Regions from separate parts of the Homo sapiens genome. Here region 1 is linked to region 2. Evidence: chromatin contacts called from ENCODE Hi-C or POLR2A ChIA-PET data. All regions are on one chromosome and are shown on one strand. Each heading gives the region's core, a stretch centred on a gene start or an enhancer-like site at or near the end of the contact. The rest is flanking DNA. Distances are from core to core; before and after follow the strand shown. Region 1 has its middle 18 kb from the start of MIR422A. Region 2 overlaps HERC1 (HECT and RLD domain containing E3 ubiquitin protein ligase family member 1).

What was found. Hi-C counts contacts between places; a loop is a spot of excess contacts on that map. ChIA-PET counts read pairs that join two places held with the same protein, here RNA polymerase II (POLR2A). Pooled maps may share reads with other maps.
Region 1: a map of Right ventricle myocardium inferior shows a loop between it and region 2 (12-fold over the local background). The contact joins two enhancer-like sites. A Hi-C loop is called at or near these places in 108 of 168 maps with a recorded cell type or tissue (A673, B cell, CD14-positive monocyte and 63 more), 37 of 37 single-sample maps with no recorded cell type and 50 of 50 pooled maps. POLR2A ChIA-PET finds 5 or more read pairs at or near these places in 13 of 52 experiments (CD4-positive, alpha-beta T cell, CD4-positive, alpha-beta memory T cell, GM12878 and 8 more).

Annotation. Positions count from the first base shown.
Region 1 is chr15:63,885,847-63,892,888 of GRCh38, reverse strand. No RefSeq gene overlaps it. Among named protein-coding and RNA genes, the nearest start is that of MIR422A, 18 kb to the right of the region's middle. RefSeq lists a silencer at 1-159 and an enhancer at 1,508-1,597. Within about 2 kb of position 4,593, at least 4 of the 41 ENCODE cell types and tissues checked have a DNase peak (open chromatin) inside an H3K27ac peak, as active enhancers do.
Region 2 is chr15:63,748,308-63,754,513 of GRCh38, reverse strand. HERC1 (HECT and RLD domain containing E3 ubiquitin protein ligase family member 1) reads left to right here. Exons shown (of 78, transcript NM_003922.4): 7 at 1-9; 8 at 1,429-1,556; 9 at 4,723-4,867; 10 at 4,976-5,147. Among named protein-coding and RNA genes, the nearest start is that of HERC1, 83 kb to the left of the region's middle. Within about 2 kb of position 2,218, at least 2 of the 41 ENCODE cell types and tissues checked have a DNase peak (open chromatin) inside an H3K27ac peak, as active enhancers do.

The DNA of each region.
Region 1 (7,042 bases), core at 3,344-5,843, 140 kb before region 2:
TTTGCGTAGGAGAAGCAATAATCGTAGCATCCCCACTTACCATGTGCCGGGTGGCTTGCACATATTATCTTTAGTCCTGACAACACTCCTGAGCAAGAGCTCTGGTCTGTTTTACAAAGGCAGGAAACCAAGGCTCAGAGAGGTAGATGACTTTTCTAAAACTAAATGGCTAGCAAAGTAGCAGGGGACTTTGGGTTCAAATTCAGTTCTACCTGGCTCCAAAGACTGAGTGCTTTGCACCATGCAATAGGGCTCGGGAGACCTGAAGTCCAGGTCAGGGTCATCCATTAACTCACATGGGACTGAGGCAAGCACCTCCCCTTGCTGGTCCTCAGTTTCCTCACCTGTGAATCGGGTAATGCCTAAGGTTAGGACTCTGTTCTCCCAGCATCTGACTTCTTGGAGGTCCTCTGCTGACATGGGTACAAAGAGCAGAATTGTGACCCAGGTGATCTCAGTATCCCCCAGTTTCCCTTTGGGAGGCTCTCTTCTGGCCAGGCTGGTGTCTTCCCACTGCCAGGGGGTCTGGAACCTAGCAGTCACCCCTTCTAGGAGTGCTCTGCTCTGTCGTCTGAACATTCCTTTCTACAGCTTCGAACAAAAATGTTTCAATGTCTTGTCTACGTTTTTATAATGTCTCATCTCTCTTGGGTTCTGCCATCTTCCAGAAGACCTAGGAGGGAAGCAGAGATGCTAGTCTGAACTAAAGGGTGAGGGATTCATGGGCTCCTAGTTGCATTTTTATCAGGAGCTTCTAGAAATAGTGTCACAACCTGAAAGAGCAGATGGTCAATTTAGTAACTTCATCAGTGCCTCTGAGTCCCCTTAGTCCCCTGCACATTCACTGTGATTTGTGTTCTATTCGGCTCTCCCTGAGTATAATGCACTCCCCGAGGGAGGGCAGGGACTGGGCCTTGCTCCCAGGCCAAAAGACTCGATTGATTGATGGAGCACCCAGGCCTATAGCACAGGACTGGAACCCCATCTGACTCTGCTTGTGGGAACTGCAGCCACTTCCTGAACTGCCTCCCCACCTCAGCCAGGCCTGAAATGTATTCCTTGCTAGCTAAAGAAGGGGCAAGGAGGAGGGAGAGGGTTTAGAAAGACAAGAAGCATATGGATTTCTTCTTCCTCAGTCTCTCCAATGCTTGAACCCTCCCAGGCCACAGGAAGCTCCCATGAGCCCAGCTAGGCTCTTTAGGGCCAGGGAGTAAAGCTATCTAGAAGTAACAAAAGGGAAGAGAATGAGCATTAATCAAGTTCCTATTGAGCATAGGCATTATACTAGATGTGTCTACAGACTTATACTTGTCTCCATTTTGCAGATGAGAAAACAGAGGACCTGAGAAGTTATGCTGCATGAGATAACGAGGCTAGTAGTTGGTGGAGCCGGGGTTTGAACTCAGGTCCAAAGGTATGTGCTCTTGCAGGCTGCCTCTGGGTGGCTCCTTGGGACAGAGGCCCAAGGTATGTGCTCTTGCAGGCTGCCTCTGGGTGGCTCCTTGGGACAGAGGCTGTAGAACTTTAGGCCCTCTGCCTCGTTTCCCTCAGGACCGACACAGCCAGTCCTGGAGGTCGATGTTGGGTCCGCTGGGGCCAGCCCCACCCAGCCTGTGGACACAGTGCCATGTTACTCTTTGTCCTGGTCTGCATTCACTGGCCATCCACACACATTTTTCTGAGGGATGCTTGGTAACTAAGGCCACCAGGTGGCGCTGCAAGGGCTGGGACCTTGACTGCTGGATCTAAGGCTCAGTAGGTTCTTAGCGATCTTCCATGACAGGCCAGGATTCCCCTGAGAGATTCCTAGGAAACTTTTAAAAAAATATATGGGCCCAGAGTGTCTGGTTTGATATTTTGGATTGGATTCTGGGAAACTGTTATTATTTTAAAATAGTGTTAATTTTCTGCATTGGTAAAATATTCACATGGCTCAAAAAATTTAAAGTATAAAAAGGTATATAAGCCTAGGTGCCGCGGCTCATACCTGTAAACCCAGCGGTTTGGGAGGCTGAGGCAGGTAGGTCACATGAGGTCAAGAGTTCGAGACCAGCCTGGCCAACACAGTGAAACTCTGTCCTACTAAAAATGCAAAAATTAGCTAGTGTGGTGGTGCACACCTGTAGTCCCAGCTATTTGGGAGGCTGAGGCATGAGAATCGCTTGAACCCAGGAGGCCAGGAAGGGGAGGCTGCAGTGAGCTGAGATCACGCCATTGCACTGCAGCCTGGGCAACAAAGCAAAACCCTGTCTTTAAAAAAAACAAAACAAAACAAAACAAAAAATCCTTATTGTTCAAGGGTCAATTTTATATTCAACAAAAGAAGCAAAATAGATTTTAACCAAAGTAACAAAATATGAACAATATATTCATTTGCTTTCCATCAAAACATAGATAAAACAAAAAATATTAACAAGCAATAGCTATTGATTTGGTAGGAATATGAATATCCTAGCCATAACCCTTACTTGACAAATTCACTTGATTTTTGATTAGGCAATCTCCAATTATGGTTTTAGGAATGTTTCACAGTCTGAGGCGCCAGGTTTGTGTGCCTCATGTGTTTTGTCCTTCAGTGTTAATGATAAACGCTTGCATGGCATTCTTAATTTTTGCTTGCACAAGGCTGTCTCAATACCTTTGGTCATTAGGCTGATCCCATTCAGCTTTCAAGTGATCCTGCTTATCTGACTATATAGAAGTCAACATAGCATGATGCTTCTGAAGGCTGTGGCAGATTCTTTCCAGGTGTTGCTCTGCAGCTTGACCTTTGGGAGCCTTGGCTTTAATGATCGCCACTCTGGGAGGGGGGCCCTTAACCTCCTGCTGTAGAATGATGCCAAACTGCCGGCTGCTCAAGCCTTCTTGAGATGGGGGCAGCAACTGCCACTGTCCCCCAACCACGGTGACCTGTAGGACCTGATTCCACAACCCAGAGGTCTGGTTGCCACAGTGCGCCTCACGGGGTAAGACAATTGCTTATTATACACACTGTCCTGCACTTTGCTTTTTTCACTTAAGGGTATAGAGATATTTTTTCCATATCAGTTCAGAAAAGCTTCCTTATTCTTTGTTACAAATGTATAGTGGTTCATTGCATGGATGAAACATATTTTAACCAGTTCCCTAATGATGGTTGTTTCCTTTGCTGTTATAAACAATGCTATAATGAATAACCTTGTGCATATGTCATTTCATACATCTGTAATATCTGAGGATAAATTCCTAGATGTGGTCTTATAGATCAAATGGTATGTGTGTTTTTAATTTTTACAAATACAGCCAAATTGCTCTTGATCAGAGTTCTACAAGTGTATACATCTACCAGCAAAGAACAAGAGTGCTTGTTCCTCATCAGTTTCACCAACACAGTGTGTTAGCAAACTTTACAACTTCCGTTAATCTGATAATGTGAAATGGCATCTTAGCATTCCTCTTATTATGTGAGTTTTTAAAAATATTTTCAAGATCTTTTTCTATTTTCTGTGATTTGTCTGGGGAATTTGTCTTTTTTTTTTTTTAATGTTCCTCACTTATAACCTTTGGCAAGACACAAAAACAAAAAACCTTAAAGGAAAAGATGAATAAATTTAACAACATTCAAATCACAAACTTCTATATATAAACAATACCATGAAATGTTAAAAGATATAACAGGAAAAAAAAAAGTATGTGCAACCTATATCCCAATACAACTTGCAGCTGAACTTTCAAAAGAAGGGAAAAGGCCAGAATTCTGACTGTCCACTAGCTCTCACCATCTTTATAGCTTGTAAGGAGGTGCTTGTATCACATGACTCCCTGGATCCTCACGGAAGCCCTCTGAAGTGGGTGTTATCGTCTCACAGATGCAGACTCTAGGCTCAGAGAAGTTAAGTGACCTGCCCCAGGTCACACAGCTGGGGAGAGGAGATCAGGTGATGTGCTTCCACCACACCACAGCTGCCTGAGCACCCACTCTGGCTCTGCATACATCCATGTAACCTTGGGCAGGTCTCTTGTCCCTCCACTTCAGGCATCTTCTCTGTACAGTGGGTGTGTTTTTCTCCATTGCCGCCAGCTCTAGACCACTGATGTGGAGATGGTGGCAGAAGGTGGATTAAAGTGTGGGTTGGGATTCACAGGGGCACACTGTGGAGGTGTGTCCACAGGAGAGGTGGTGAGTATAAGTGCATGTGTCATATGTGTACAGAAAGAACATTTCTGCAGGCTGGGAGTCCTTTCTGGAGAGCTCATGGGCTCTCCCAACAAGTCACTTCCATCCAAGAGTCCTCTTGCAGCGCCTTCATCCTCGTGAGGCCCTGCAGGGAGGGGATGATGCTTAGCCCTAAAGGAAGATGGCCATTTGCAGCAGCTCTCAATGAGGCTGATGTTCTGGGGCAAGTGGGGACTCATATCTCATAGAGACTAACCCTGGAGGCCTGCCCTGTCAGGAGTCACCTTTCCACTCAGTCAGCCCTGGGGACAATCTGAGCAATTGACCTCATCATGGACTGGAGGGCAGTGAACTGTAGTGGGACCCATGTGATCCAGCCACATAGGCCTGCTGGGCAGATGTCCCCAGGGCCAGGCTGAGGCTGGGCAGGAATAGGGAAAGTGCCAGCTCCACACCCATTCTCCCCACACAGCATGACAAAGGAGCCTAGTTTGCCCAGCATGGGCACAGTACTTGACTAATGGCCAACCAACATTGGCCATCTTTGAGAAAGAGAGACAGAAAAAAAGCCCTGGATAAACAAACGTTGCAAGTTAAAATCTAAAACAAAACATAATCAAATAAAGATAGTATTCTATAAATATAAGATTTCAGAGTTTTAAGCAGACTGAGAAGGGTCTCCATTGTTGGCATTAGTCCTGGGTTCTGTGCATGTACGTGTGGGCCTGCACATGTTGGTTGGGGCTCCTCGGAGCATCTGCATCCCTCGAGGCATCGTGTGGTCAGGGGTAGGGTCAGGAGGAAGGACTTCAGGGGCCTGTCCCAGGCCTTGTGGCTTTCTGAATGACAAGGGCTGAGCTCAGAGCAGGACTAGAGGCCCTATCCACTCACTTCCCCATGTTGAAACCAACTTCAAAGCAGAATTCCCCAGGCCTAGCCCCAGCACTGGAAGAGGAGCTGGGGGCAGCTTTCCCAGGCCTCCAGCCCTGGGCCTGGCCCTCAGAGGAAGTGTTGGCAGAAGGGTTAACAGAAGCCTGGCTGGAAGAAGACGAAGTCCTCCAAAGGACGGAAGTGGAGAGCAGGAGTCAAAAAGAGAGAAGAAAGGGGTACATGTCCTTTGGAAAACTGCTGTGGCTTACATGGCCTTGTTTCAATGGCCCAGGCAGAGAAGAAAGACACATTCACAAGCATAGATTCCCATAGCACAGATGGACCTTGAAAATAGAATGCTACGTGAAAAAGGCCAGACACAAAAGACCATGTATATGATTCCATTTATATGAAATGTCCAGGATGGGGAAATCTATAGAGACAGAAAGTAGATCAGTGTTGACTTTGGGACTAGGGGACCTGGGGATGGGCGAGTGATAGCTAAAGGGTGTGGGGTTTCTCTTTATGGCTACAAAAATGTTCTAAAATTGACTACGATGATGGTTACACATATCGTTGAATATACTAAAACCTATTGAATCATTCACTTTAAATGGGTGAATTGTGTGGTGTGTGAATTATGTTTCAATAACCCTGTTAAAAAGAGGGAGCAGGGGCCGGGCATGGTGGCTCACACCTGTTGAATCCCAGAAGTTTGGGAGGCCGAGGTGGGCGGATCATGAGGTCAGGAGATCAAGACCATCCTGGCTAACACAGTGAAACCCCATCTCTACTAAAAATACAAAAAATTAGCTGGGCATGGTGGCGGGCGCCTGTAGTCCCAGCTACTCGGGAGGCTGAGGCAGGAGAATGGAGTGAACCCGGGAGGCGGAGCTTGCAGTGAGCCGAGATCGCACCACTACACTCCAGCCTGGGTGACAGAGTGAGACTCTGTCTCCAAAAAAAAAAAAAAACCAAAAAACAAAAACAAAAAAGGAGCAATTCCCATGGAGAGTGAGGGATATTGGGAGCAGTTGGAACAGGTCCTACTGGGGAGTGGGCAGAAGGGTACAGAAAGTCTAGTGGGGCAGGGAAGACCAAAGAAAAGAACAACTTCCATTGGTCCCTGAGGATGGGCAGTGTTTCTGTTACCTTTCCAAGAAGAAATGGAGACCTCCTTCTCCCCCTTGCTCCTTCTCAAGCCATGGGCATCATGTTAAGAAAACTGTAAATTCAGACCATCGAGAAAAATCCAGAAACCCAACTCAGGGGCTGGAGAGGTCCTAGGACCTGACGCTGGTGAGAGTGGAGAGGCAGCGCTTCCCACGACCATAAAAATGATTAAAATGGTAAATTTTATGTTATCTATATTTTACTACAATAAAAAAGTTAATGAACTCAGACTTCAATGAGATTAGGATGATATATCCTCGCTTGTGGCCTGGCTGGGATTAGAAGAATAATAGTAAATGTTTATTAAATCCATACTGTGTTCTAAGCCTTTTGCCTTACGTTATCTCGGTTAATCCCCCAACAGGCCTACAAAGTGGGCTTCCTTATCATTGCCACTCTACAAACCATTGTAGAGTGCTCAGTGTAGAGGCTCAGCAAATTTGGGGCCTGTATCCTTCAGCCCTTGCTTTAGTCAGCCAGCAAGGGAAGACTCAATTCAATAGATCTGAAACAATTAAAGGATTTTTCTGCCTTGACAAAAGTTAAAATGGAGCAGCTTGCAGGAGGTGGTCTATTCTGCATCTCTCAATGAAATGCAATGAGAAGGTTATTTCTTATTTCTTTCTGGAAGCAAAGAGTCTTTGGCTGGTGTGGTGGCTCACCCCTGTAATCCCAACACTTCGGGTAGACCAAAGCAGGAGGATTGCTTAAGGCCAGGAGTTCAAGACCAGCCTGAGCAACAAAGCAAGACCCCCCATCTCTACAAAAAATAGAAAAATCAGCCAGGTGGAGGCTGAGGCAGGAGGATCACTTGAGCCCAGGAGGTCAAGGCTGCAGTGAGCC
Region 2 (6,206 bases), core at 969-3,468:
GAGACAATGGTATGTAAAAAATTATTTATCAGTAGCTTTGGCTTTTTTCTTGAGTTTTTTAAAAATTTATTTTTCAGTTATATATGCCTAGTGTAGAATGACTCAAATACAGATGAGCAGAAATTAAAAAATGAACTGAGCTTTTACAAATGTTACTTTAACCATTGTTAACATTTTGGAAATAGACTTCTAAATAAATACACATTTATACAAATATTTACATATATTTCTACTTAGATGTGTTTTTAAAAACCAAAGTATACCTACATGTGTATGTTTTATATAAGTTTATATATGTTTTGACATATATATGTTTTACTCTAATAGTTTTTTTTTTTTTGAGATAGGGTCTTGCTTTGTTACCCAGGCTAGAGTGCAGTGATGCAAACCTGGCTCACTGCAGCCTCAACCTCCTGGGCTCAAGCGATCCTCCTGCCTCAGCCCCCCAAGTAGCTGGGACTACAGGCATGCACCACCATGCCTGACTAAGTTTTGTATTTTTTTTAGAGACAGGATTTTGCTTTATTGCCCAGGCTGGCCTCGAACTTCTGGGCTCAAGTGATCTGCCAGATTTAGTCTCCCAAAGTGCTTGTATTACAGGCATGAACCTCCGTGCCCGGCATGAGTATCTTTTTTATATCAACAAGCATGACTCTACATCATTCTTTTAAATGGCTTGAAGTGTTCTTTTATTTGATGGTGGCACAATTTATAAAACCAGTTTCTTATTGTTGAGTATCTAGATGGTTTCAATTTTTTTCAGTATTAACAACACAATGAATGACTAAATCTATGTCTACTTTAATTAGTCACTCCTACTAGCAGTGTGAATGCTTACTTCCCCATAGTCTTCAACAACAGCATGTATTAAATTTAATTAAATAATTTCAATAGTGAAAATGGTATCATTTAATTTATACTTTTTTTTATTCCTGGTGTGGTTGGATTTGTAGATGATTGGCCATTTGTTTTTCTTCTTTAATGATTTGTCCAGTTTTCAATTTCATGAGCTATTGATTTTTTAAAAAGTTTATGAAAAATTATATGCATATACATTCTTTTTTAAAGTTTATGAAAAATTATACGCATATAGTACCTGTATATTTTGTCAGCAAATTTGAAGTTAGAAATATAGCCATTAAAGGGGGAGAAAGACAGAAAAATAATTGTCTATGTTTCTTTTAAAGTGATTTTAAATTGCTTGATTTTAATTGCTTGAAATTAAGATATAAAAGGCTATCAGTGGTTGTTAACTTTCTTGTAATAAAAATGCTCGTTTGTTAACATCCTCAGCTATCAGAAACATAGCTTTTCATATCTGCCAGGTTAGTGATGGAAACATTAGAGCTCCTTATCAACTTTAGTAGTGTTAAAAAGAGTAGAGGTTCTTTAAAACAAGTAAATTGTTTAATGTGTTTGTTTTTATAGGTAAACTTGGTCATGGTGATACCAACAGAGTGTATAAACCTAAAGTTATTGAAGCTTTACAAGGAATGTTCATTCGCAAAGTTTGTGCTGGGAGCCAGTCTTCACTTGCTTTGACATCAACAGGGCAGGTAGGACTAAGGGATGAGTATAAAAGACTTAGAGTATTTCAGAGGATTAGGTGACTAAAAAGTAATACTTGTATTTAAATTTTAAAGTTCAAATAAATACATTTTTAGGCAACATGCTAAAATGAAATATCTTCTTCTGTTTGAAGTAGAGTATCTGAGAAGGAACCAGGTTTTCTAACCTGGCATATGTGACCCAGATAAATCTTAGTGGAGCCTCTGTTCTTTGTATTAAACTGACTTTCTAAAATGTTTTAGCATTTAGCTTCCCTTAAACCTTTTCTAAAACATTATGGATAGTCGGGGAAAGCTGAACTAGATCTTGATGGAGCCAGTGATATGAACTAAGAAGGCAAGAGGGTGATCAAAAAGGAGGGTAAAGAGAACACTTAGGTATGGAAAATATTCTGAGAGAGTTAGGTGTTTCTGAGAAACAGTGTGAAGTCAAGCTTAGGATAGTCAGAATTTTATGAGCCTTTATAAAGGCTCATAAGCTTTGTACTTTTATAGCTTATAAGCTTCGAACTTTTACATGCGTATTTTCACTCTTACCCTATTTGTTTGTTGAGGATAGGGAGGAGCCAGGTATAATTATAGACTGACAATATTTGTCCCTGTGTATCCATCAGTTATGGCAGTAAAAAAGTGAGCTGGCCACTTATTCTGTCATGTATAGGAGGCCACCTTGTGTCAGGCAGTGGTATAAAAGTGTTTTATGACTAATTGACAAGGCAGAGGAGCAGAAAAGCTGAAATCAGCATATAATTTGATTATTCACTGAGAAACTAGAATGCCTTGTGTTCTAAAAATCTTCAAGCTATTCATCATTACATTAGCTAGTTGCTGCCTTAAGAATATCTCTTCTACGTGTTTCTCACTATGGTTTTTGTAGTAAGAATCCATGAATTGAAGTTAGAAGATGCTTATGTATTTGATGTATACACACAGGCAAATAACAGACACCCCTTGAGCATCATGTGCTTCTTTTTTTATGAAGGAGTAATAATTTCTGCTTTGCATACAAGTGATCACATAAGATAATCATTAGAATTGAGAGTTTCTATAGATTATCCAATACTATTCAACTATTAGTTGGTAGTGGTAGTAATAATAGTAATAATAATAATAAATCCATTACATTGAATTCCAAGAGAACTTGTAAACTGTTTGCTGTATAGAATAGTTGTATTATGAGTACCTTAAGTTATATGAAATCAAATATATATGCGTGAAAAAAATAAAGTCAGAAATACTTTTAATGGGTAAGAATAGTTTTCTTTACCATTAAACTTGAGCATGAAATAATGATCAACATTTGCTTTTCCCTCAGTCTGTCTCAGCACTTTCAGGCCTCTTCTGTACTGACTTCCCACCATACTATATAGTATGGTCCAGTCTCTAAAGGCAAGCCAAGTATTTCTCATCTGGTGCTCAACCGAAGGAACGCTGCAAGAGAAAACTCTATGTAGGCCTTACTGAGTGACAGTATTACAGTGATGTGTCACTTAATGGGATATGTTCTGAGAAATGTGTTATTAGGCCATTTTGTTATTGTGAGAACATTGTAGAGAGTACCACACAAACCTAGATGGTGTAGCCTACTACGCTCCTAGACTATATGGTATAGCCTATTGCTCCTAGGTTACAAACCTGTACTGCATGTTACTGTACTGAATACCTTCAGAAATTGTAATATAATGGTAAGTATGTATCTAAACATATCTAAACATAGAAAAGTTACAGTAAAAATACTGGCATCAAAACTCCGTTAGATCTTAAGGGACCACTGTTGTATAATGTGGTCTGCTATTGACCGAATGGTGCATGAGTGTATATGATACCTCATGAGTGATTTAGGAAATCTTCTGTGATGATTTTGAGTATACATTATTTCACTGTCGTTATCTTTAGTTCCTAACATCTCCTAAAATATGCCTTATGTACTGGAATCTTGTTGCATTCTATACTTAAGTAAGTTATCTGGAAACAAGTACAAATATATGTTCTCATTTTATTTTATTTTGAACTCAGGGTCTCACTCTTTTGCTCAGGCTGGAGTACAGTGGCACAAACATGGCTCACTGCAGCCTTGACCTACCTCCTGGGCTCAAGAGATCTTCCCCATCCCAGCTCCCGAGTAGCTGGGACCACAGGCCTGTGCCACAATGCTTGACCAATTTTTTTAAATTTTTGTGGAGATCGGGTCTTGCCACATTGTCCAGGCTGGTATTGAACTCCTGAGCTTGGGTGATCCTCCTGCCATAGCCTCCCAACGTGCTGGGATTACAGGCTTAAGCCACTACATCCGGACAGTGCTCTTTATTTTTAATTGAAGTGGTTTAATCTCTCAGCAGCAGTCTTTCCTAAAATAATTGCAAGACAAAAACAAATTCTCAAATTTGATGGCATGAAGATAAGAATCTATATAATCTTACCAAAATCTATTGAAGATAAAGAAAAAAAATCATTCAGATTGCTGATTGTTTTGATTTTGTTGATTTTGGGTTGCCAAATTGTCAGTCAGTCACCTATTTGTCTTGCCAAAGACAAAATTTTTTTTTCCCACCTAACCCTTTCCCCAAGCATCTTAAATCAGTTAGTGATTCTTTTGGTATTCATTAGTCAAAAATGAAGATGTTTAAGGGGAACTACCTTGTTACTGCTTCACATGGCCCTCTTTGTAAGTGATAATTATTGCAATAATGAGGTGAGGTATTTCTAAAACTAAATAATAAACATCAGTTTTGTGATTTATATAATCCATTTTATATGATAATACCTTGTTCTAATCTTAAATCTCACCGGAATAGTGAGAAACACATAAAGGAGAAGTTTTAAGATGGTATTTTCAAAGCTGGTGAGATGGGGCAAATATAACAAATTGCAAGCCGATTAGTGGTTTAGCAGACCCTCTCAGAAGACCTTTCTGTTTTTTCTATGACCAGTTATTTTTATTTTCAGATCAGCTGTTTTTCTGCCTATACAGTGAATGCCTAAAGGCAGCATGATAAATCGCTGTAACAATCTTTAAAATGATCAAAATGATTTTAACATCAGAAAGTTATTTACTATCAAACCACACTTTAGTTTCATAGATTTCATTTATCCCTAAAGCCAACAATCTAATCATCTCAGGAAGTTATGTGTAACGTATTTCTGTTTTTTTCAGGTCTATGCTTGGGGCTGTGGAGCTTGTCTAGGTTGTGGTTCTTCAGAAGCTACTGCTTTGAGACCCAAGCTTATTGAAGAACTGGCTGCCACAAGAATAGTTGATGTTTCTATTGGAGACAGTCATTGTTTGGCTCTTTCTCATGGTAAAGTCATTTGTTTTTAAGGAAATAGTATTAACTGTTGTCTTGTGTAAATATATTACATTTGAATTTGGCTTTTCTTTTATATAATACTTTATATTTTGTTTTTAGATAATGAAGTTTATGCCTGGGGCAATAACTCAATGGGGCAATGTGGTCAGGGAAATTCCACAGGTCCTATTACTAAACCAAAGAAAGTGAGTGGCTTAGATGGCATAGCTATTCAGCAGATTTCGGCTGGAACATCACATAGTCTGGCATGGACTGCTCTTCCTAGGGACAGGTAAGAGTGCCTATGTTTAAAAATTCTTGTGTGTTTTAACATAAACACCAATAAAAAGTAGAAACACTAATAAAAACAGAAATAATTGTGCTTTGTTCATAAAATACTCTTCTGAACATATATAGTATTGCTTTTTCTCTATCATAGAAATGACATTAGATTTCTTTTTATTTGAATGTTGAGGTTAGACATGTTTCCGAAGCAAGAAGTCATACCCAGTATTTAAGACATTGTCTTTTAAACATTTTGAGTTCTCTCTCATCTCTACATGCTGATTTAAAAAAATTAAATATCTGCATATCAAGAGGAAATTAAAATAATTAAAATCAGAACTAGGCTTTATTGATTTAATGTTTAACCTCAGTGCTCTCAATCTGGTTGGTTTTTGAATTTTTTTTTTTTTTTGGAAAAAAAATTGTCATACTTTAAATCAAGGAGGTTAATTTTTGCAGAAACTTAGCTTTTTCCGAAAGTGCTAACTGTACGTGTTTAGTCCATCAGGTAGATGAGTTTCAGTCACTATTAGGAGATTGAATTTTAAAGAATGTTTGGGTTATTTCAGATATTTTCAGATACACATGGGCTAATTTATAGCTTAGAATGTATTTTATTTGCATTCTATGCCTTTGACTCAGGGTTTTAAAATGATACTCTAACCAATTAAAAATATTTATCAATAGTTATTCCTCTAACACAAAAGCCAAAATAAATAAGTTGAATATAAATAATTTGCTATTAGCATTACATCTCCAACTTCCCACTTCATATGTAGATAGTTGGGTCCCAAGAACTGAAAAGTATTAACAAGAAATTTCAGGATTTTGTCTTTTAATAGATTTCAGTATATCACTCTATAGAGTCAGGATATTTTTCTTAATATGAAATATATATTTTCTGGACTCTTAGAACCAGAGGGGCTTTAGTAGATCATGTGACTCAGCCCTCTGCTTTCAGGTGAGTGGACATCCAAACCTTCCAAAACAGGTGGTGGTTGTATGTTTTCTTCTTAAAGATGGCAAATTCTTGGTTTTCCTTAGTTGCTAAAATGAAAGGTTTTAT